3 separate regions of the Homo sapiens genome follow, and regions 1 and 3 are each linked to region 2. Evidence: read pairs that join two places in POLR2A ChIA-PET (ENCODE). Cell type or tissue: MCF 10A. All regions are shown on one strand. Each heading gives the region's core, and the rest is flanking DNA. Links, peaks and the distances in the headings are about the cores only. Region 1 overlaps SLX4IP (SLX4 interacting protein). Region 2 overlaps JAG1 (jagged canonical Notch ligand 1). Region 3 overlaps SLX4IP (SLX4 interacting protein).

Region 1 (8,244 bases), core at 553-5,552, 160 kb after region 2:
AAATTATTAGGCATGATCGCCTCTAGCATGGGGAAAGCAACTAAGAATGGTAATTAGAAGTTTAATGTTTACGTACACACACAAATGTGTGTATATATATATCAAATATACACATATGTGTATATATATCTCAAATATACATATATGTATATATATATATATAAAGGAGACTGTATCCCTCTGCTCCTTGTATGCCTTTTAAGTATTCACAGAGAAATAATAAAAAAGGCTGGAAGCAAACATGCCAAAATGTTAACTGCTGTAAATTCTGGGTGGTTGGCATAAAGTGCTGTTATATTATTCTTGAGACTTCTTTTTTCTTTGCATTTTCCAAATATCTCAAAAAATAAAAGATAATAGGCTTCTGTCCCAGGAGGTATGTCACTAAATCATGCATCCATGTGTCTATCCCTGCAAATACTGACTGCTTTCCTGGGCCTAGTATTTGTTGCACTGCTAGGATGCAGTGGTAAACCAGCAGATCAAATCCCAACCCTCATGAGGTTTTTGGTCCTCAGGGTAAGTTTATGCTGGGTTCATTCTTCCTCTCCTCTCTGAACTCTTATGAGATGGGCAATCAGAAGAGGGTGTCTCCTCTTCCACAACTCATTTCACACAAAGTAAAACCCAAACCCCTGCCGTGGACTATACAACCTTACCTGAGCAATCTCTTCCCACCTTTCCCACCTCATCTCCCCACTTTAAAGGGGCAGTCATAGTGGCCTCTTCCTCTCCTGTCTTGGTCTTTGGCCCTGCTGTTCCTCTGCCTGGGGCACTCCCACCTAACTCTACACATGACGGGTTCTTCACATCTTCCGGGTTTTAGTTCAAATCGCATATCCTCATTAAAAGGCACTTGCCTCCTTGCTTGTCAAAGGCACTGGCCTCCCATAGGCTTAGAACACTGTCCCTGAGACACATCTGAGCTAACTCCCTCATCTCTTCAAGTCTTCTCAAGCAGGCCTTCCCCAGCCACCTGATTTAAAATTGCAGCTTCACTTGAGATTTGCCCAGAGAGTAGAATTTAAGTGTTCTCACCGCCCCACCACACACAAAATGTGAGGTGATGAAGGTGTTAATTAGCCAGATTGCAGTAATCATTTCACAATGTGTAAGTTCATCAAATCATCACATTGTACACCTTAAATATATGCAATTTTTATTTGTCAATCATATCCCAATAAAGTCGGGAAAATAAACAAATAAAAATAAAATTGCAGCCTGTCCGTTCCCACACCCCCTGCTGCCTCACTCCTCCTGATACCTTTCACCTGGTTCTGCTTTTTCCTGTTGGATAGTACTGACTGCTTATGAACATGCTCTACAATTTATGTCTTTATTCCAGTTATTGTTTATGGTCTGTTTCCTGTACTAGAATGTGAGACCCCTAAGAGAAGAAAATGTGCATTTGTTTTGTTCACTGACACATCCTAAGGGTCTCAACAGTGCCCTTGGTAAACATCTCATGTTGAATTTCATAGCAATCATAAACATCTTCTTGTTTACCTGATTACTTATTTAGTGTTTGTTTCTCTTCAAGAGAGCCAGAGAGTTTGAGCAAACAACATAAGGCCTGTCTGTCTTGTTAAATTCACATGCCTAGCATGTAGAAAAGGATTTGACACATTTGAGGTGTTCAGTAAATTTATGAAACAAAAGAAAACACTGTCAAGCTGGGTCCAATGTGGGTTTTTCAATAAAGAAACTGCATTGTAATCCAGCCACCCATTTTCCTTTGCTTCCCTGAAAGAATCTTAGCCATCTGAAAAGGAATCATTATTTTAGCTAGCATAATCGCGATGCAAAAATAATTATTTCACTTATTCTGTACCCCAAGTTTGGAAGTCAACTACAGACTCTAATTGCTGCCTAAATCCCAGTAGTAAACAAACCAGCTTTGCATTTTATATGTTACCATGAGGTTCTCCGGGTTTGCTCCTCAGAGCCAAAGAAATGTTGACACAGTTGCACACCAAGTTTCAACATGCTGATCATGTTAAAATAGTGCACAAGAAATATTTTTCCACTTTATAAAAAGCCAGACTGTTTACATGCTTAAGTGGCCAGAGACTATGCTATCTGTGTGTGGTCCTGAAGTTTCAATATCATAACCATGAATACAAAATGGAGCAGCATGCAATAAACTAGTTTATGTAGTTTCTCAGCCAAAATGGGAATCAAGATGTTACCGTGCAAGAGCTCATAAATGGGCAGGTTAGAAAAGGGGAATAATTTTAATATATTTTTGAAAAAAAAAAGAATTAATGTAATACAACTCGGTTATATTTATACGTATATAATACAGACAAACATATTAAATAGAAGATGAGAGAGACAGAGGACAGAAATAGCTCACAAGGTCTTTGGCCAATAGATTTCTTATCAAGATCACACAGAAATATGCTGAGCACAGCATTAACTACAAGCCCAGGATCAAGTGGTAGAAAAGATCTATGAAATGGTTACCAAACACGGATCTTCAGTACAAACATGAGAGAGATGAGAGGCGTTCCTTCAGCTTGGCCCAGTAGCTGAACATAAGCCTTGTGCAACCTCCCAGGAGCACTCACCAGAGGAGGGGCCCTAAGTTCACAGTCGGGCTAAAGAAGACATGCCCTGTCTCCTATGTCTTTTCCATTTTCCGAGTAGCACTGGCTTTGGTCTACAATAATTTAGTCTTTCTTCAAGCTAGAAATAGAATTTAAGCAGGGGCTCCACCCTGTCCAGACAAGATATAAGTGAAAAGAGACCTCACAGAAAGAAAAATTATCTACATCTGACTAACTGAAGACATGCACACATTCCCAGAGTCTAGAGTTTAAATGTTCAAGACAGTTTCTGGATTCTGGGCTGTTTGCATTTATCATTCCTCTAAGTCCCCAAATGCTTCAGGTTAGTGAGGACTGCTTGTTCTCACATTTTTAATAGCTTTCTACTTGAAGAAAGTTCTCAGTACAGTGTGTCTAAACAAAAAAATAAATCACTTAATGTGAGCAGGTTCATGTTGCAACACGAAATGCCACTTCCCATTTGATTGCCAAATGCACAAACTGTTATTCTCAGTTGACTGAATAAGTGAAAGAATGGTACTTCATTAAATTTTTTTTTTTCCTGGCATTATCTTTTTTTCCTCCTACAGTTTCTTTTACAGAGTCTTCCGTGGCTATAGGTCGGAACAGTTTTCCTGTTGCTATGAGAACGGCATAAATAAGTCAAGTTTAAAATTCACTTTGGGGGTATGGAGCCGCCACAGTTCCGGCTACCTAAGCCCTCCTGGGTGTGTGTTGCGTACTCTTCCCTATAGGCAGTGGATCACAGCCATTTAACATGGCCTTCCTCCACCATGGCCCATCTTCTGGCCAGAAAAATCCCACAAGCCTCGCAGAGGCCCCCTCTAACTGCTTGGGCTTCTACACACAGACCTAGTAATGGTCTTCTGTGCTGCAAGGAGAGAAATATAAGCTCAACATTAACATTTCTCCAAGTGCAGAAATTCATGGGCCTCCCAAACTCCACCAAGCACCCTCCTACTTCCTCTACAACAATGCCACTGAGCAATGATCAAAATGAGGAGCCCTTGGAATACATTTGGAAGGGCAGAATAATGGGCCAGGAAGCGGGTCTAGGAAGGGGCTCTTTACATCCCCTGCTGTAGCCTTCCAGATCTGCCTCACCGAAGGTCCAGGGGCTCCCACAAGGGACCAGAGCTACATCTGCAGGAGGGTGGTTCTTCCTGTATTTTCAGGGCATTCTCTATTCACAATTAATCTGTCCACTCTTCCAGTGCTCCTGGACCTCAGAGACAGAAGGTATGCTTGTCTCACTTTACTGAACTGCACTCCAAGGTTTGAAGATCAAAAACCCTACTCCTAAGACAAGCCAGTCAGTGAGGACAACAGTATTTAGGGAAGCTCAAGGCTGTCAAAGGAAAGGTCAAGAGCGCTCTCCACCCTTAAAAATATCTAGGCTTTCTTCATGGCTGCTGCTTCTTTCTCACGAAGAGCATTGTGGGTTTAATTGTGGGCTGAACTGGATATCATAAGATCCAAAAGATATTAGGATAAGTCCTAACTCCCAATACCTGTGAATGTGACTTTATTTGGAAATAGTCTTTGCAGTTGTAATCAGGTTAAGATGAGCTCATTAGGGTAGATCTTTAATCCAATATGACTGTTGTTCTTCTAAGAGAAGAAGACAGAGACACAGAGAGAAGAGCTGTGTAATGACAGAGGCAAAGATTGCAATGCATTTACAAACCCAAGAAGGCCTAGGGTTGCCAACAAACACCAAAACTAGAAGAGGCAAGGAAGGATCTCCCCTAGAGCCCTCAGAGAGAAAGCATGGCCCTGCCAACACCTTGATATCAGACTTCTGGCATCCAGACCCATGAGACAATAAATATCTATTGTTTAAAGCCACCCAGTTTGTGGTTGTTTGTTACAACAGCCCTAGGAAACAAACTCAAAGAGCAAATTTTGCCTTGAGCTAAGAAACGAAGTCATGTCATTTGTGAACAGAGATGATGCCTTTCAGAGGAAAGCAAAGCTGCTTGCAAAAGCATAGGGCACACACATCAAATCCTCCCATGGCAAGGTGGCAGCAGGCTGGTCCAAAGAGCAGGTCCACAGAAAACAGCACATTTGGCTACTTCTTAAGGGTGCCTGGCAATGTCTGGCTCACACTTTCTAGGTTGCTTCAATGGTCCATCCAACCCAGCCACACCTCTAGGCCACCTATACTAAACTCTGCCAGTCAGTCACCCGCCAGCTGTTAGGGAGACTCAGTGGCTAGTTTAACCCTGTAGACCTCTGGCGGACAGCAGGCCTGAAGACTCAGAAGGACTGCATCATATACACCCTTGGGTCCTACCTTAACCTTGGCATACAGAAGAGTCCCATTCATACCCAGAGTGAACCCTGCTGATATAAGGGAATGTGGGAGGACAGATGGCAGGGTAGGCCATAGTGAGGTGGCCAACAGTTGTATCAATGCTGGAGGTGTGTCTAAGGCAGCACAAGGCACTACAACTAGAGGAGGAACCAGACTCACAGTCACCAATATCAAGGTCAAATAGCAAGAAAGATAACATGAGCCATCAGGTCTAAAGAGCCAGATGCCCATTGTGAAGGGCTACTAGAACATACTACTGGCAAATTCTCTAAATATTTACTGAGCACCTATTATGTGCCAGACATTATTTTAGGCATGGAGGATAGCAGTGAATAAACCAGGTAAAAATCCCTGTCTTCATGAAGCTTGCATTAGAATAGAGACAGACCAAAAAGAAAAAAAAAAAGGAAACTATTTAGCCCATTAGATGATGACTTGAGTATGATGAAAAAGAATAAGGCAGAGAACAAGACAGAAAATTTTGGGGAGGGGGCAGTTAACAGAGTAAATGGGGTGGTCAAGGAAAGCCTCAAAGAGAAAATGATGCCCAAAGAGAGGGAGTACACGCTGCAAATATCTGGGGGAAGAGCATTGTAGGCAGCAGGAGTAGTAAACACAAAGGCTGTGAAAAGGAGGCTGGCATCTTCGAAGAAGTCCTGTGAGGTTGAAAGTGAGTGGGTTTGTGAGCGGGGACATGTGAGTGTGCATGCACATGCACAGAGAAGAGTCAGATCGGAAGGCCTGAGGGCATGGGCTTTGCCTCTACATAAGATGGCCTGGATCAATACCCCAGCATTGGAGCCGAGGAGTGATGGGATCTGACTGGTGTTTCACAGGATCCTCTGCTGCTATGTAGAGGGCAGGCTGAAGGGAGGCGAGGGCACAGAGACCAGGTAGTGCAGAAACACATGGGCCTCCCAACTCCTCCGAGCATCTGCAGTGCCTCCCACTTCCTACACAGAAATGCCACAGAGCAATAATTAAATGGAAGCCATCTCTCCTCACTTAAAGGGGTAAGTGCCTCACCTTTACTAGCACTGAGGATTACAAATCTTTGCCAGTGGTGTGCAGTTACTTAACCCCCTTGAGTATCTATGCTTAAGAAAAAATGAATAAGCCGCCGTTTCGGCCCCACCCAGTGAAAAATCTGCCAATAATTGGCTTATTGAAACTAAATGCAAACCAAAGATCACATCTAGGTTTATTTAAAGACAAACGGTGTGCTCTCATCAGAGTACTGTAAGCAATGTGCCCATTACATTTTTACATAGGCATTCAAAACATGCATATAAAAGTAGTACATTTGCTTAAAAGTCTTATAACAAAATACTAGATTTTTTTTAAAAAGTTGTCTGCGTCTCGGAAGAAAATGAAAGGAAATGAATACATTTTGACACGAACTTTTCTTCATGGCCACAACAATTCTTGTTTCACCACCAGACTGCTTTAAGTCTGTTTGTCTGGGTAAGTAGAAGCAAGGAAAACCTGCCATCTGGCATGACTGCCATCTCTTTGTGGCCACACAATAAGTCTTGGGCAACTCTGCCTGCTGCCCTCGAGAACCAAGTGGGGTGGCAACAGCGGAGAGGAGGTAAAACAAGGAGGCTTCTGTGGAGGCAGAAGTATTTATCATGAGCAGTTCCGCCTCTGAAGGAAGGAGATTGCTGTGGGGGCTGAGCACTTTATTGCTGGGCCCCAGCTTTTTGGCAACTGCAAACAGTCAACTTGCAGCTCTTTGGGGAAGGTGAATTTACAGATGAGGACAGCTCCTTTTTTAGCTCTGGTTCCTTTACTACTCATTAGCATCTTTTTTTGAAAGGATAGACTGTGGGGGGAGGGGAGAACAAATAAGAACCAAATGTAAATTAAAGCATTAGTTTCTTTTGGAGTATAGCGGAAATTTTTCTGCACTGATTATACATACATTATTATATAATGTCATTATTACTCCCTCCACCATCACTAGCATTTCTAAATATGGTAATATTATATAACTACAATGTTTTTCACCTATTTTTGCCATCATCATTGTAAGTACATATGGCTAAACTTGTGCTTCATATGGGAACTTTCGCGATTTATTTTCAGGTGTAATTCCTGTAACTAAGCCACCAACTAGTTTCATCAAATATCACCATGGCAGTGGGGAAGGAAGCCTACACCAAATGAACACATGAAAACACTGGTTCTACAGGATTCTAATGCATTATCTCCCTGCAGACATGGCCTTAATCTGTGCTTATGTAACACACTCTGCATTCAGCCTGAGTTTGGAAGCATTTCCAACAAGAACATTATCCATAAAACAAAACTGGTTGCAAATTAGAATCCTGAAATGAGTACCTGAGACATCATGAGGGGCAAAGCATGCAATGGTAGACCCTTACAAATGTTCATATTTTTATTTACTTATTTTATTTATTTTTTGAGACAGGGTCTCGCTCTGTCATCCAGGCTAGAGTGCAGAGGTGCAGTCATAGCTCATGCAGCCTCGACCTCCTGGGCTCAAGGAATCCTCCCACCTCGGCTTTCCTAGTAGCTGGGACTACAGGTGTGCACCACCACGCATGGTTAATTTTTTAATTTTTTTGCAGAGACAGGATTTTGCTATGTTGCCCAGGCTGGTCTTAATTTCCTGGACTCAAAGGATCCACCTGCCTCAGCCTCCCAAAGTGCTAGAACTATAGGTATGAGCCACCATGCCTGGCCCCATCTTTTTCCACACATGAAGAGAACCACACATAGAACTTTAACACATCAGTGGCTCATGCCTGTAATCCAAGCACTTTCGGAGGCCAAGGTGGGTGGGTCACTTGAGGTCAGGAGTCCAAAACTAGCCTGGCAAACATGGTGAAACCTCGTCTCTACTAAAAATACAAAAAATTAGCCGGGTGTGGTGGCGGGCACCTGTAATCGCAACTCAGGAGGCTGAGGCAAGAGAATTGCTTGAACAATTCAGAGGTTGCAGTGAGCTGAGATTGCACCATTGCACTCCAGCCTGGGCAACAGAGTGAGACTCAGTCTCAAAAAAAAAAAAAAAAAAAAAAGAATTTTGACACATAACATCATAAATTCAAAGTCTTCCCCATCTATCTAAACCCAGAGCTCAGACCACAATGTCTAATAAAGGGACAGGGTTCTACATAATCTTCTGGTCTCCTGACAAAAGAGGTGTTTCTTAAATAAGTCATCTAATAATTGTACAATAACCATGTTTTAACCACAGCTTTTCTTTTTCCAACTTTGACATGTACCATTTCCTTGAATTCAGTTATTGGGTTTATTTGTATTTTTGACAGCAGTCATTATCATGATTAGCTATACATAGATTTACTCTTCTAGATCCAGTTAAAC
Region 2 (8,244 bases), core at 2,110-7,109:
CTTATAGGTGCTTTCTCTTCTCTTGGCAGCAGTGTGCTTCTGGTGGCACAGCACGGTATTATTTAATCTATACACGCTTCTATTTCCTATGGCTTGGTTTCTGACACAGCAAAGCAGGGATTCATAACCTAGTTCATGTTCCTTGTCTACCCCACCTGCCTTGAGTACATTTCTTCAGTGCCAAGATAGCAGAAGCTTCATTTAAACGCTGGTGTTTTGTGAGACTGACCTTACTGTAAATTACGAAGGAAAATTTTAGAAAAGGAGGGAATTTGCTAATAGCTTAGGTTTGGCTGGGGGTGGGGAGGTGGAATTCTGAGATAAGCTTGGAAGATAAAAGGTGCCTTCAGTTTAACAGCTGGCATCTTGCCAGTATCCAGGGAATTTGTTTAGTTAGTAGACTCTGATTATTCTTGGAATGTTAGATCTTATTAACAGATAAGTTCATCAATAAATATAACCCATGGGTGTGCGGTTGTTTCTCCCTTTGTACTTTCTTCCCTGGGATCTGCCCCCAACTCCACCGCCCAAGTGAGGTTGACTTCTTTGTCTTGCAGAGTCACTTTGCATCTACCCCCTCCTGTTTCCTAGAGTTACCCGATACTTGTGGGAGCCAGGATGGTCTCACATAGACAGAGTTTTCAAAGGGGTTCTAAAAAGGAAAAGGGGGCCTCCCTAGAGACTGCCTCACCAGGGCCCAAAGTGTAACCTTAGCAATACCCCCTCGGTACAAATACCTGGTTAGGTTAGCTTAGAATAAATTCTTTGTGTGTGTGTGTGTGTGTGTGTGTGTGTGTGTGTGTGTTTCCTCATGCACTAGGGTCAGGGTCTGGAAAGTTTTGGGAAACTATATGCTAAATACTCTCATATCATATAGTGAGGTGGCATTTCCTGATCTCAACTTTGAGCTGCCTGCATGCATGTTGACTCCAGTGCGTCCCTGCCAGGTGAAAGGAGTCATTTGTCAACCTGGGAAGAGTGCTGACAAAGGAAGGGGAGTTGGTTTGGATTTAAACATCCAGGAACTCAATGCAACAACCAACAGAATTTTTATTTTGGCATTATGGTTTTGTTTGGTGGGGTATTCTGGGAGGCCAAGAATGTACGAGATTTTGGAAAGTCGACCCTGTTTCTGAATTGCTAAATTGTTTGTTTGTCTTGCAGAGGTCCTATACGTTGCTTGTGGAGGCGTGGGATTCCAGTAATGACACCGTTCGTAAGTATCGCTTCTGTGGACTTTTCTCTAAACACACGTGGAAGTGTGGGGCTTGGCCAACCAGTTGGAGCTGGATCTGTCTCCTTAGTACTTAGCATTTCTGCCACCTCTTGCCTTCTGTTCTCCCCTGTACCCCAGGGTGAACCTTCAGTGGAATGTATTCCTTAACTTTTCTAGGATTTTTGCTTGGAATATTAAGTGGCCAGAACAGAATCCCAGTTAACTCATTCCCTGATTATGAAACCTAGATTATCTTCGGGATAGAGATCTTAATGGTTTTACAACTTTAAAACCTTGTAGTCTGCTAAAGGATCAAAGTAGTGACTTTTTAAAAGTCCATTTAAACTTTAAGTGAGTGTTTAATCTCTCATCAGAAAGATAAAGCCATAAAGGTGGTGCTGGGCTCTAGAGACCGACCTTGAATTTCACTTGGTGGGCAGGTGAGCTTCTAGTCTCTCCGGGTTTCCCACACTGCTCCACAAACCTTTCATTGAAGCGCAATTCCAGAGCTTCACAGCCATTACCTGCCTTGTCCCTTTCTGAAAGATGGCTCTGTTTTCAGTGCAGGTTGCCTTTCAGGACTGAGGGGTTGGTTTTGGTGGATAAGCCATGGAGGATGTGATTGAAATGACATAGTCTGGCTTACAAAGTAGTCTTGCTCTTTAATTGTAACTTTACAGTGTTTTCGCTCACGAGCCGAAACTTCAAGTTCCCTTTTTGCCAGCAGAGTTTGGGTTGCGGTCGCTGGAAAACTTGATGCTCACTGAAATCTCTTGGTCTGTGCATGAGGAAGAGTGGATCCAGCTTCTTGTCTTGGCTCTCTGTTCTCTGAATGCCTTGTACTTTTTGCTTTTCTATCTTACCATTTTTTTTTGTTTGCTTTCACTGTGAATAATATATTTTCATCTTTCCTTGCCTTGCTTTTTTTTGCTGACAGAAAATGGTGAATGCACACCGTGGGTGCAGTGAGGGCTTGGTGCCTGCTACGTGGGCAGCTTCCACCTGTGGCTGGCTTATTGGGCTACTTGGAGCCACAGAATCATTGCTGAGCTCCGATGTGCCAGAGAGTCCCAGGCCATTTGGGTCACTCTTCTAGCTTGGGAATCTTAAGTCCAGCTTTTTGGATGTCATCCTCCCTGGAGGGGGAGCTCATGAAAGTCCAAGGTTCGAGTCTTCCTCCCCAGAGGGCTACCCTGTAATGCCGTGGGGGGGTGTGTGTGGGGGTGGCAGGGAAGCTCTGTCAGCCTTGGCTATGGCTGATGCCAGTCAGGGTCATAGACACCTGTTTGTTCTCCCCTCCCTGCCACAAACGTTGAGGACTGTGAACATTATGTCACTGTGACCTGCTTACAATGGTAACTAAGCGTTAGGCAGAAGGGGTTGAGGAGGGGGGAGACATAGGCTCTTCTGTAATAGTATGGTGTCGACATGGTGTTCTTTCCCCTCCCTTTTAGCTATTGAAACAATCCACCCGGTAGAGTGAACAGCTTGAGGTTGATCCTGGCCTGTGATAAGAGCCAGGTCAGTATACTTGTTAGGGACATGTGAGAGACCTCCCCGCCACACTGCAGCATTCACAGCACCTTTCCTGGACCTCCTGTCACCTCGCAGGTCAGGGAGTTATGTCCCCTGGGAACCCAGGGCTTGTCCAGAGCTACCCACAGTTGTCTGCATTTCCAGGTAGCCCGATTTTGGGGTTCTAGGATGTTTCATCTCCTGGGGGGGTAATCAAATCCCTGGAAGAGGACAAGAAAGACTGAGGTAGGAATAAAGTTCTTTTAAACCTCAAGGGTGCCCATTGCAGGTTATCAAAACTCACTTGGTGAACCCTGAAGAGGGAGATGGGTTTGGTGGAAATGGTTTCTCCACTTGCCTATTTGGCCTCTTTTATGATGCTTCCAAGGAATCTTGAATTCAGCACAGTCAAAACCAAACTCAGGATCTTCTCTTGCCAAAAGCAGTCCCTTCCCAGGGCCCCTTCTGGGTGTCTGGCACCGATATTTGAACACTCATTGCCATAAGCCAGAAATATAGAAGGCGATCTGTGTACCCCCTCTCTGTTAGCATCCATACCTAGTCCACCTCCAAGTTCTGAAAAATCTCTCCAGCTCTTCACTTGAATCTGCCTGCCTTCTGCCACTGCCCTGGTCCAAGTCACCATCTGCTCATGACTGAACTTAGAGTAGCCTTCGTCTGGTCCACCTTTATCTGCTCTGACTCACCTCTAGTGCTTTCTCCATTCTTCTGCCATCCTGGTCTTTTCAGAGCCATAACATTTGCTTGTCACCCTTATTATGAAAAACCAACCACTTGGTGGCCTTCTGTTGCTCTTGGGACAGATCTTCATGTGGCCCACAAGGCTCTGTGCAGCCCAGCTTTGTCTCCCTGCCAGCCTTGTCTTACACACCGTGTTGTCCATCGTATCTGTAGCCTGGCCATACCCTAGCAGTTGCCTTCCTATCCTCAACTACATCACATGCTTTCTGGCCTCAGGACCTTTGCACATGCTGTTTATGCTACTTGGAGTGTTTTGTTCCTTTCTTCACCCTCAGCCACTCCCTCTGGACTGCACTCCACAGGGCAGAAGCTGAGGATGTTCAGAAGCCCAAACGGAGTTGGCTGCCCTGTGGGACCCAAGCGAGTTGTAAACATTCTGGCTTCAGATGTAAATCAAAGGCAGAGCCCTGAGTTTTAGGGCAGAGAATTCCTTCTATCAGCTCTGCAGTGAGCCCTCACAGGCAGACTCGGGCCCAAATATAGCCTAGGTGCTGTTTATGTATTTGAAAGTATTTAAGGCTGGTCCTTCTGTCATCGGTCCTCCAAAGTCTTTTATTACATTTTGGGACTGTGGTATATAGAGTTCCAAATTTCTTTCTCCCCTAGAGCAAATGGTTTCAGTTTACTGTAATGCATAATAAACATGTAAACATAAATAGGCACACTTCAGACCAGGTTTTCCCTGTAGCTTAGCTTTCTCGGCTAAGGCCCCCTTCCAGGTTTTTGGGTCGGTGTGGTCCCAGGTTATGCTCAGACTCGCCCTTCATCACCTCCTCCTTGGCCTGCGAGGCGGTCATGGCTTCTTCGTGACTCATCTTCGTGGCACTGGGGATTGCAGGGAGGCATGGTGATGTCCTTTTCCAGTCACAAGGCTGGACTGCCAAACGAACTGCCACAGATTCCTTTCCAGTGCCCCAAGCTGAAGGAAAGCGTGATCAGGAAGCAGGCAGCAGACGTATTTGAACCCAGACATGCTCGACCCCCTCCCTGAGCAGGTGTGAAATTATGTATGCAGCTCCATAGCTCCACTGAGGATTCTGAAGTGATCCTCTGCACGACACTTCCCGGAAATAAGTGGAAAGCTTACTGCATGACTGAAAAGTACATATCAGTCCTGCACCCCTAGGATTGCCCTGGACTCTTGTCTAAACTGTTTGTTGTTGATACCAGCCTCAGAAGCTGGATGCCTTTAAGCCATGGCTAGTGTGTTTAACCGATCCCTTTTATGAAGATCTTGTAAGCGCGTGGTAATAGCCCACTATGCTTTTTAACTGAACCAGCAGAGCAAACATAGTTAATGGAGAGACATTTTTGTCATTCCTTGGCCTCTGTTTATTTGCAAAAACGAGTAAAGTGTTACCTGCCTGCAAGTGGTTCAGTGCGTGCCGGGGTGTCAGGCTGCAGGTATGTGAGCTTGTTCAAGGCTTGTCTTGCCCACGCAGCAGTTTGAGAGCCCTAGAGGGCGAACGCTGGGGCCCTGTTGGAAGCGGTGTGTGGATGAAGCCACCCAGGAGTCCCTTCTCTCCTGGTCACTTATAGGGCTTGCATCACTTTTTAAAGGAGCACTGGCCCGAGGCCTAGAAAAACAGCCATGTGGGTGGGTAAGAATCACAAAGACATTGCAAGTCAGTCCTAACTGTCTCTCCAAGATGGTCTTGAATTTGACAAGGTGATGAAGAGTTGGTGCTGGCAGGTTTAAGAAAACAAACACAAAACCAGGTTGGGGTGCTGATTTAGTGCCTTGCTGCCTTTTCAGATCCCTCCCCTGAACTGCTGGCACCTGATGTTTGAGCTATTTTTGTACCTGTCTCTTCTCAAACTAGATGATAAGTGGCCTCAGGGCAGGGACTACATACTCCTGAGAGCTGCTTGAGCTCGAGGTGTTTATTATCCTCAGTAAGCATTTTTTTTCAGGAGCATGACTTGGCTCAAAAAAACAAAAAGAAAAAAGAAACCCTCCCCTCAATTTACCTGTGTCTAAACTTTGGTGAATTATTCTCCCATCTGCCTTCTGGGCAGAGGAGAAAGGTGGAATGCATCAAGTTCAAGGTCTTGGTATTTAAGAGCTGGCTTTAAAGGTTGCCATGTTAACAATTGTAAAAAAAAAAAAAAAAAAAAAAAAAAAAGTAACTTAATCGTCTCCTTGGCTTCCAGTTAAGAGTTTTGAAATGGACAAAAAGCTTTTCTGAGCAAGACATAAAACCCTAAAACCAGAAATGATTGCTGACCTTTATCTGGAATAATGAAATTTCTTCAAGAGCAACATTCCATAGGGAGCTACTGTCTCTCATATGTAAAGAGCACTTGCAAGTCAGTATGGCAATGTAATAGAAAAGTTGGCAGAGAAGAGAAGCTGTTGCTGTTCACAGGAACAAATATAAATGGTTTTGTAACTACCAGAAAGGGCTCTTGCCATCACTTAGTTAAATGCTAATTAAATGAGATACCTCTTTACCTATCAGGCATAGATTAGAAGGTTTGATAATGTACAACGTTGGCAGTGTTATTGGGAAACACAGCTTCCTGGGTGGTGGGAGGACAGACTGGTAGTTTGAGACTGTGGACAGAGGTTGATTTGTTGTGCACGGACTCTGATTCAGCACTTCCATTTCTAGAGTATCTCATTGTGGGAACCATACACAGGCAGATACGTTCAAGGAATGCTCACTGTGGCTTTGTTTAATAGTAAGAAGCCCAAACGACTCACATGCACACATGTCAGGGACTAGGTAAATTATTTATTGGTGTTTCCAGACAATGAAATACTGTGTACCCATTAAAGAAGGTAAACAAGTGGTAACAGGTTGTCTCTGGGTAGGGGCATAAACTTTTCATTTCTTTGCCTTTTTTACAACAGATAGAATTTTGTAGCAGGTGCATATGTTTTTATTTTAAAAAGCCAAAATGGTCAGGGAAGAAGGCTGCAATGTGAATATTAACATGATTCATCACTTTGTCTCTAGAACCTGACAGTATTATTGAAAAGGCTTCTCACTCGGGCATGATCAACCCCAGCCGGCAGTGGCAGACGCTGAAGCAGAACACGGGCGTTGCCCACTTTGAGTATCAGATCCGCGTGACCTGTGATGACTACTACTATGGCTTTGGCTGCAATAAGTTCTGCCGCCCCAGAGATGACTTCTTTGGACACTATGCCTGTGACCAGAATGGCAACAAAACTTGCATGGAAGGCTGGATGGGCCCCGAATGTAACAGAGGTATGTGTGTGTGTGTGCATGTGCACGTGTGCCTGTTGCTTTTAGTGTCCATTTATCACCCCACCAGCAGGCAGGTGGCATGCGGCTATCTCAGGTGGGGTGGGATTTTGGCTGTTATTCTGGGCCTGCAGTATGAAGATGCGGAGTGTAGAAGATGCTGTTGGTGCCCCATCCAGATCCCCTTTACTGGCATCCCCATCCCCCAGGTGCTGTGTTGGCTGCCAACAGCTCACAGCTGCTCCTTCTCAGGAGACTCGTCCTTGGCCAAACCAGTGCATGCCCCATTCCTCCAGCTCACAGTCAGTGATTGACAGACATAGGGCTACAAAGCCCAGCTTCCTTTGCCTTAAAACAGTAGTACAATTTGCACTCTAGAGCTTACCCTGGGATTAGGCTGAAATCAGACTCCAGTTGAGACCATGTTCTTGCTCAGCTCTTTCCCCTACCCCATCTGCTTCCCTCAATTCCTTCTACCTATGTCCAGATCCCCTTCTCAGACTCTGCTTCTAAGGAACTTGACCCAAAATAGATCCAGACAGGACTAGGTCAGCCCAGTTGTTGTCTGAACAGGCTATCCTATAGGAAATGATAGCCCCTGCATTCAGGGTAGCCTTGCAGCAAGTTTTCACTAGGTGTCTTTGGGGGCATGGCTTTGATGGGGAGAGGTATGTGGTTAGCTCAAGCTTTCCTATTGGTGTAGGAGTGGGCCCACTTTTAGTCTCTGTGCTGTCTACTGTCCCAGTCCCTTTATAGAATTCAGTGATTCCAATTCATAGCAACTTGATGGGTAATTCTGTTAACTGTATAATATCCCCTCATGAGCAATAATGTACTCTGCTTATTTTACATGATAATTAGGTAAATTGTTTTGATAGACTCAATTTCAAAGTGAGTTTTTCAACCATGAGAGAGGGGTGGGTCATGGGGGAAGGAATTTACAGCTCTCCCGGGTAGTACTACTGCTTTCTTAAATAATTGGAGAGAAGAGTTTAAAAAGGATGGCATTTCTGGAATTCAAATGAAAAGGGGAATTCATTAACATATTTTAGTGTGTTTTAAAAATTAAACGACCTAACACTTAGTGTGGGTTTTTTGTTTGGTGTTTTTTTTTTTTTTTAAGATAAGGTGCTCACTTTGTCACCCATGATGGCACAATCATGGCTCACTGGAGCCTTGAACTCCTGGGTTCAAGTGATCCTCCTGCCTCAGCCTCCCAAGTAGCTGGGACTATAGGCACATGCCACCACACCCAGCTTTTTTATTTTGTGTAGACATAGTCTTGCTATGTTGTTGAGGCTGGTCTCGAACTCCTGGCCTCAAGCTATCCTTCTGCCTCAATCTCCCAAAGTGTTGGGATTATAGGCATGGGCCACTGTTGCCTGGTCTTAGAAACTGACATTTTTTAGAAGTTACTTTTTTCTTTTTTTTAAACGAAGTAGAGAATTGCTCTGCAAGGATACTTTATAAAAGTCTCACCAGATCTGGCCACCAGATTAGCCTGCCCAATGAGTCCAGCCTGGCTGGCTCTGTTAG
Region 3 (8,244 bases), core at 2,667-7,666, 150 kb after region 2:
CAAATTCCTTCTGAAAAAAATCACAGCAGCAAACTTATTATTACTTGATATTTCTATCACAGCTGTCTTTGATGGGGTGAGCTTCTGAGGTTTTCCGTGTTAGACCCATCTTAATGAAGAAGGGCTATAAAGCAATGAATCTGATTTGTTACAAAACATCTCAGAACAGACACTTACAAACAAGCATACGTCTTAGAAGGCAGAATGCTCATTCCTCAGTGCTGCCAACCCACAGCAATTTCTTTTCTGTAACAGCCTAAGATTCAGTTTATAAGCCTCAGTAGAAGACAAACCTCATTACCTTAGAATCATACCTCAGCTTTGCTCAATAACATTAATCAACATTAATCTGTTGAAGATTAATAAGGTGATTTTCTCTGAGTTGAAAAACTAAACTTACTTTCTCTGAGCTAAAAAAACTAAACCTTTCCTCAAAGAATAAAAACTTGCTAGCATTGACATTTTGTGTATGTGTGTACCTACCCATGCCTAGGAAGGCACCACTATCCCAGATACTAAGGTGCAGATAAAAATAGCCTCACGAGGCCAGGCATGGAGGCTCACACCTGTAGTCCCAGCATTTTGGGAGGCCGAGGTAGGCAGCTCCCTTGAGCTCAGAAATTAGAAACCAGTCCAGACAGCATGGTGAAACCCCGTCTCTACAAAAACACAAAAATTAGCCAGGTGTGGTAGCACATGCCTGTATTCTCAGCTTCTCGAGAGGCTGAGGTGGGAGGATCACTTGAGCCCTGGAGGCAGAGGCTACAGTGAGCTATGATCACGCCAGTGTACTCCAACCCAGGTAACAGAGCAAGACCAAGTCTCAAAACAACAACCACAACAACAAAAAAACCTCAAGTAACATGTGAGAGAGCTGTTCTCACACAGCAAAATCAGGTGTAAAGACTTTATCTCTCTTAAAATATCAGCTTTCAGAAAGAAATAATCATCTGATACCAACCATACAAATACACCTAAAAGCAAAGTTTTTAAATTTAAAAAAGTTACCATTCAGATAGAATATTCAGGCTAGTGAACTAAATGAGCTATGCTTATGCCATGAATTTCATCCAGAAGACATCATTTCCTTCCAAATACCTGAGAAATAACAGTTTCTTAAGTCCTTAATGTATGCACACTATAATTGTAAGTGTTTTGACTGGATCTCATTTGGAGTAAGGAGCCAACACTTTTAAATAAGCCAAAACAAAGTAAAACTGGTAATTACATTATAGGACTTTATCCTTGTTTTAATACTTTCTTTCTGAGCTTTGGAAAGCAACTATATCACTTCAAAGGCACACCTGTTTCACCAGAAAATAATTTCTCAAAAACATGCTTCAGCTAGGTCTGGCACGGTGGCTCATGCCTGTAATCCCAGCACTTTGGGAGGCTGAAGTTGGCAGATCATCTGAGATCAGGAGTTCGAGAACAGCCTGGCCAACATGGTGAAACCCCGTCGCTACTAAAAATATAAAAATTAGCTGGGCATGGTGGCAGCTGCCTGTAATCCCAGCGACTTGGGAGGCTGAGGCAGGAGAACAGGTTGAACTCAAGAGGTGGAGGCTGCAGTGAGTCGAGATTGCACCACTGCATTCAAGCCTGGGTGACAAGAGTAAGACTCCGTCTCAAAAAAAAAAAAAAAAAAAAAAGCTTCAACTTACAAATAAATGTGAATTTAACAAAAGACGCATCGACCTTCAATTCTGCCCCTCAAGAGTGTCCTATTTTCTAAAATACTTCAAAAATGGCCAAATCCAAATTGTCCACATTCCCAAAGAAGAGATCTTGAAGCCAGAGAGTCCTGTGTTCCAAAGTTGGTTTTGCTGCCAATCCTACTAAAAATTGCTTAACCTGACATACAGCGGATGCAACAGGGTGGTGGGACACTTCTCCACCTAAAAAATACAAAACTATAAAGGAAATGTACAAAGCACTACATTAATACTCACCCTATTTCTGTTGTCTCTTCTTACATAAAAACTACTTTCACAATATGCTACTTGCTCCTAGGCTTATGAAGCTCAAACCTTTCAAAGCTGCTTAGAAGAATTTCTCTCAATTTGACACAAGTTAACTTGACAGAGAAGAAATACATTTTTTAACCACATTAAGGCTCCCAAGTGGCCCATTAAAAGTGTTTGTAATTATTAGTACAGTTATTAAATACTTAATGCATTGTACAGAGGGTGATCCTTCCGTGCTACAAGAACTTTAACTTCAGCATAATCTGACCAGAATGCTCAAACAGGAAAGCTAACTGTTTGCAGATTTTTGCACTTGGTGCCCTAATGTCAGTTAAAATGTGGAATACAAGAGGAAAGAATTTAGCCAAGAGCTTAACAGAACAGAGAAAGAAGTTGGGGCAAGAGTCAGGCAAACAGGAAACATCCTCTCATTTGTCCTGATGCCAAAACGAACTTAAGACAGTTGTCCTGGGGCAACATTCAAAATCTGGGAAAATGCACCAAATAGAATACACCTCAAAGGATACATTTTAAAAAGTTGGGGCCAGGAGGCATATTCACCGGTTTCCCACTCTCACCTCCCACTCCCCGGTAGAGTTTTGTAACCAAACCTAGAGGCACCCTTCTTTGCACTTTTCTTTGAATGAGTAGCTTGCAAAAGCTCCAAATGACTGTCCTCATTGTGGTTAGGGTCACTGCTTTGGAAAATGTACAAAAAAATACCACCCAGAAATAATAAGAGCTGATGGGAATTATTTTTAAAGATTTCCTTTTGGCATAGGTTTATCTAAAGAAGGCAACTCCCCTCCCTTTGAAAATTATGTACAACTTGGTGTTCTCCTTAAATCACTGAGCTAGAAGTAGGGGGCCTAAAGTATAAGAGTCCAGAGACTAGTGTGGGCCACTCTCCCTCCACTGTCCTCGCTAGAAGCCACAGGTGTCCCACAGAGATGCACATCTTAAGTGCCAGGCAGATGCTGTGCTGCATACTGACTACTCTGCTGCAGAGGGGCAATGGCCAGTGATAGGCACAGCTAGGACTCCTCCAGTCCTTCTAGCCCTTGGGCCCAGCCAGACAAAACCCTGGGAATGCCAGAGGCAGCTCTAATGCAAAAGGCAGCCTCCTACTCTTCCTAAATCCAAGGATGCCCTTGCCCACCTGGCATCTTCTGCCCTCAAGTCTCTCCAGTGCCCTGAGATTTCTCTTAACCAGCAGGCCTAAGGATTTTGTAATGAAAAGGTGCAGCTAATACCCCCGACTTCCATGATGTTTGTACCTAAGATGGATAGGATGAGAGGTATGTCTTCCACCTCTTAACCTCATCCCAATCTTCTCCTGCTTTGATTTGACTGATTTATTAGATTTAATTATTTCACACCTGTTCAATCTCCCAGCTTGGGTTCTGGAGCCAGACAGTGTAGGCCTGAATCCAAACCAAATTTCCAGCTCTGTGACCCTAGGCAAATTTCCTAAGCTTCTGTGCTTCAGTTTCCTCGTCAGTAAAACTGAAATAATAATCATACTTAACTCCTGGGGTTAGCAGCTGTTTCCTAAGATAGGCCATATATAAAGCCTTTGGTACAGTGTCCAGCACACAGGCACTACTCCCAAAAAGTAAGCTAGGGATGCTCCTCTAGGAGGTCTTCGTTTTCCCTCCTTGAGTTTTCCTTCACTGCCAGGACCTCTTCCTGGACTAGGACAGGATAGAAATCTATGGAAAAGTCACCTGATGCAGAAAAGTTCTGTTGTAACAAAAAATGACTGACCATGGTAAGGACATAAACCAAAGTTTCTATTTCACCTTAGTCTCATTAAGAAATTTAAAGTGGCTGGGTGTGGTGACTCACACCTGAAATTCTACCACTTTGGGAAGCTAAGGCAGGAGGGAGAAGTGCTTGAAGCCAGGAGTTCAAGACCAGCCTAGGCAATAACAACAACAACTATATATATATATATATATATATATATATATATATATATATATAGAGTGTGTGTGTGTATATATATACATAAAATATATATACACAATACATATACTATATATAAAATATATATACACTATATATACTATATATAAAATATATATACACAATATATATACTATATATAAAAAATACTATATATACTATATATAATATATAATACTATATATATTTTATATATATATAATGTATATATACACACACCTATATATATATAAAATTAGACAGGGATGGTGGGGCACAGCTGTAGTCCTAGCTACTTGGAAGGCTGAGGCAGGAGATCATTTGAGCCCAGAAGAGGTATGATTGTACCACTGAACTCCAGCCTGGTTGACAGAGCAAAACCCATCTCTTTAAAAAAAAATACTTAAAGTGACATAATACCAGGATGACAATACGTTAATTTATTGACCAAGACATTTTTGAAACTAAAAAGGGGTGCTATTAATAATTATAACAAAACATCTAGGATTCTCCTACTTAGCACCCACTTGTAAATTCTTTCTCATTATCAAGAAAAACCCCATTAAGTGAAAATTATAAGCCAAGGTCAAAACCCAGCTGTTGCCTGTTTTTGCAAATAACATTTTACTAGAACACAGCCATGCTCACTTGTTTACATATTGCCTATGTCTGCTTTTGTGCAATAATGGCAGAGATGAGTTAATGCAACAGAAACTCTATCACTCACAAAGTCTAAAGGATGTATTATTTGGCTATTTACAGAAAAATTTTGCCAACCCCTGTTCTAGACTCAAGTAACTCAGAGACATTGCTTTCCAATCCCATAATCTCACATTTGTATGCTATTATCTGACAAGAAAAAAATACCAAATTACTTCTCTTATGATAGGCATGAGTTTTTACTATGCAACAATTTCATGTTAAATTTCAATAAATTTTAGTTTCATACTTAATGAACATTATTACACATGGAATGGTCAAAGGAACTCAACTATTTACTAGAGAAGAAGAAAACCACTGTGGTCTCCACACACAGGAAGGGCTGTCACGTGAAGAGGGTGAGTCAGCACCGTGTGGTGACTCAGCACTCTGCTCTCAGTCTGGCCACCTAACTGTGGGTCCTTACGTTTTCCAAGTGTCATCTGCGAAGCTGGGGTAGTAAGAGTACTTTCCTCACAGGGAGGTGGTGAGCATCAAAGAAGATGGAACACGTCCAGCTGCTGTACTGCTTTTCTTAAATTAGTCATTTGTGCTTGCTGTTACTGGTGAAGAGCTGGACATACTCTGCTGGCAAAATTAAAACAGCTGGAGGTAGGTTTCAAGGAGGCAGATTTCAGCTTTCAGCTCAACTTAAGGAAAAGCCTGATCGCCTTACTGTCTGCCTGGGAGTCAGGTGAACAGACAGTCTCATGGAGTTCAACATCCCTGACAGTATCCCTAGGGCAGTGTGAGCCCCATGGCATGGAGGATTCAGAAGGGATTGCAGGAGAGTGAGGATCTGACTAAGACTGCCAGTGCCATGTGTTTTTATCTGAGACTATGATGAAGAAAGCTTTGGGAACGCACACCATCAGCCCCATCTTAAGAACGGGGAAATATGTAGGATACACCAGAGAGTAAATAGGTGTCAGCAGATTATGAGAACAACATATTGCAAACTTTTTAAGTTTTAAAGGACCACCATCAACTCAGAACAGAATAAGGACACAACTTGGTTCCATTTTGCCAAAAAGGTAAATGGAGGGACAAGAACACGGCACCAAAGCCAGGTTCTCTGATAAAGTCACCCGGGAAGCGGCCCTGTCTCCAACAACAGGCCCAGTGGTTTTGGCTGGCAGGGTCCTTCAAAGGTACAGTGTGCCCAATTCATGCTGCGTCCATTCACCCTGGGCCCATTAATAATTTGCCAGGCACCGCCGGGTGCGATGGCTCACGCCTGTAATCCCAGCACTTTGGGAGGCCAAGGTAGGTGGATCATGAGGTCGAGAGATCGAGACCATCCTGGCGAACATGGTGAAACCCTGTCTCTACTAAAAATACAAAAAGTTAGACATGCATGGTGGTGGGCGCCTGTAGTCCCAGCTACTTGGGAGGCTGAGGCGGGACAATCACTTGAACCCGGGAGGTGGAGGTTGCAGTGAGCCGAGATTGCGCCACTGCAGTCCAGTCTGGTGACAGAGCGAGACTGCATCTCAAAAAAAAAAAAAATAATAAAAATAATAATAATAATAATAATAACAACAATAATTTGCAAGGCACCTAAGGCCATGGCCAGGCTCTCTTTCACTGCAGCTTGCTCTATCTTTAGTAGAGCTGGACAGGCTCCACCAGCAGGGCTCCGTGCTCCCCGCTGATACTAGCAGGAAGCAAGATACTTGACTGCACAATGGGCCTGTGGCCCCAGCTGCCCATTATCCAGGATGAAAGGTGTGTGTGGCCACAAGGAGTATGGCTCATGCACTCTTTAGCACCCTAAGGGCTTGGGGATCATTTGTTCAGTCTGAATACAAATCAAGGGTAAAAACCACATGGCAGTGTCACAGACATGACAGATGTAGTATCCAGTGCATGGACGGCACACAGCCTCTTTCCCTTCACCAATCAAGAAGAGTGACTAGTAAATGCTTTGACCATTTTCTTCTTTTAAAAAGGAAATTTTAAAAATTTAAAATTATATTGTTATTCTTCCTTTTAATTCTGCCTGTTTGACTTAATATTATAACATTAGGCTCAAAAATGACCAGTGACTTTTTCAATGACCTTGTTATTTAAAATTCTGTACACAGAATGTTAATAGCTGCATAATATTCTATTATATTGCTGTGTCAAAATTTATTCATCAGGCTGGTGCAGTGGCTCACACCTGTAATCCCAGCAATTTGGGAGGCCGAGGCAGAAGTTTGAGGCCAGCCTGGGCAGCAAAGCAAGGCCCTGCCTCTAAAGAAATTTTTAAAATTAAAAAATAGTTAGGCATGGTGGTACACACCTGTAGTCCCAGATACTGGGAAAGCCGAAGGGGAGGACTGCTTGAGCCAGGGCTTTGTAGTGAGCTATGATCGCACCACTGCATTCCAGCCTGGGCAAGAAAGTGAGACTCTGTGGCTTAAAAAAAAAAAAAAAATGTATTCATCATCCCAATGCGGGACCAACTGTCCCCATTTTTTCACCACTGTAAACAATGCTGCAATGAACATCTTTCTGGATGGATCTTCGTCCACATAGTGAATCAGCTGCAAACTACTTTTCTTTAACAGGAAGAGAATCTGGTCTGTATCAAGGCGATATCCTACCACACTTGGGAAATGAGGTACAGGAGAGCGACCCTCTACTTTATAGTGTTGCCAAGGCTGTCCAACTTACTGGTTCAGATAAATTACAGCCCAAAATCAGAGCAATTTCACCCATGGTGGTCACTGTTCCACAGTGGGGACGGTGCTCTGCTGGTGACTATCAACTCGGTGATCTCAGTCATTTTCCATTCAGGGCTTTAGTTTCTTCAACTGCAAAACTATAAGCTGGAATGAGATTATCTCCATGTTCCCCACTATCTTTATAATTGAATAACAGAAATAATTGAAAGACCCGGGAACAACAATTTCACAGTCAGAGTACCCTAATGCTGAATTACAACCTGATGCCAACTACCATGGCAGTTAAAAGAGACTCCGTGCCCCTGGCACTAGGTCAGACGTTGTGGGTAGAATCACAGGGGAAAGGGAGTGACACCCTGACTCGGAGTGGGAGGAGGGAGATTAACCCATCACAGAGCTACTAAGGAATGCTTACAGAGCCTCACATAGCAGCACTGACCTCAGCATGATTCTCTTGGGAAGGCCATAAATCCAAATGTGTCTGCCAGCCAGTATCAAAATGTCAGGCTGGGATGTCTAACAGACACCCCAAGTTAGGCCCCAGGGTCTGCAGGGAACCCTCAGTGGAGAGCCACTCACTGGGAGTCGTCTTTGGCTGTACCCAGAATTTACTTAATTTGACTATCTCCTTTCCCAGGCCCCAGCGGATGGAACTCATAAATAAAGAGTGAGAAATGCAACTGAAGCAGAGTTAGAAGCAGGCTCACTGACAACAGCAAGAAGGGATAGCTGCCAGCCCACGGAGAAGGAGAACCAGTAAAGTTAGCAAAAGCAGGCAGAAGAGTTTCTAAAGCAACATACTCTGCAAAGCAGTCTGGGCCATGTACTGTAGGAGCAAGTTGCCAGCAGCCCCCGGGAGCATGAATGGATATAGCAACTGTTGTTGAAAAGAACAATCCTGATCAACCCACATCAAAGGCTAATAGACCTCATTTAAGAAGACAGGGAAATGTAAATCT

What was found. ChIA-PET counts read pairs that join two places held together with the same protein. Peaks named below come from ENCODE experiments on the same cell type or tissue, not always from the same donor. Only the 100,000 strongest peaks of a DNase experiment are listed, where the experiment ranks them.
Region 1: POLR2A ChIA-PET joins it to region 2 with 7 read pairs; 7 of 35 experiments call an interaction of 5 or more read pairs at or near these places.
Region 3: POLR2A ChIA-PET joins it to region 2 with 7 read pairs; 7 of 35 experiments call an interaction of 5 or more read pairs at or near these places.

The regions. Positions count from the first base shown.
Region 1 is chr20:10,499,824-10,508,067 of GRCh38, reverse strand. All of the region lies in intron 2 of SLX4IP (SLX4 interacting protein), which reads right to left. Among named protein-coding and RNA genes, the nearest start is that of SLX4IP, 69 kb to the right of the region's middle. RefSeq lists an enhancer at 725-864. In MCF 10A, for the core only: no CTCF peak of the experiment used is centred there; DNase peaks (open chromatin) are centred at 2,557 and 2,997.
Region 2 is chr20:10,656,935-10,665,178 of GRCh38, reverse strand. JAG1 (jagged canonical Notch ligand 1) reads left to right here. Exons shown (of 26, transcript NM_000214.3): 3 at 1,165-1,216; 4 at 6,457-6,711. Among named protein-coding and RNA genes, the nearest start is that of MIR6870, 11 kb to the right of the region's middle. In MCF 10A, for the core only: no CTCF peak of the experiment used is centred there; a DNase peak (open chromatin) is centred at 4,308.
Region 3 is chr20:10,508,488-10,516,731 of GRCh38, reverse strand. The region is part of intron 2 of SLX4IP (SLX4 interacting protein); the gene reads right to left. Among named protein-coding and RNA genes, the nearest start is that of SLX4IP, 77 kb to the right of the region's middle. RefSeq lists enhancers at 4,797-5,091, 4,832-5,311. In MCF 10A, for the core only: no CTCF peak of the experiment used is centred there; a DNase peak (open chromatin) is centred at 5,041.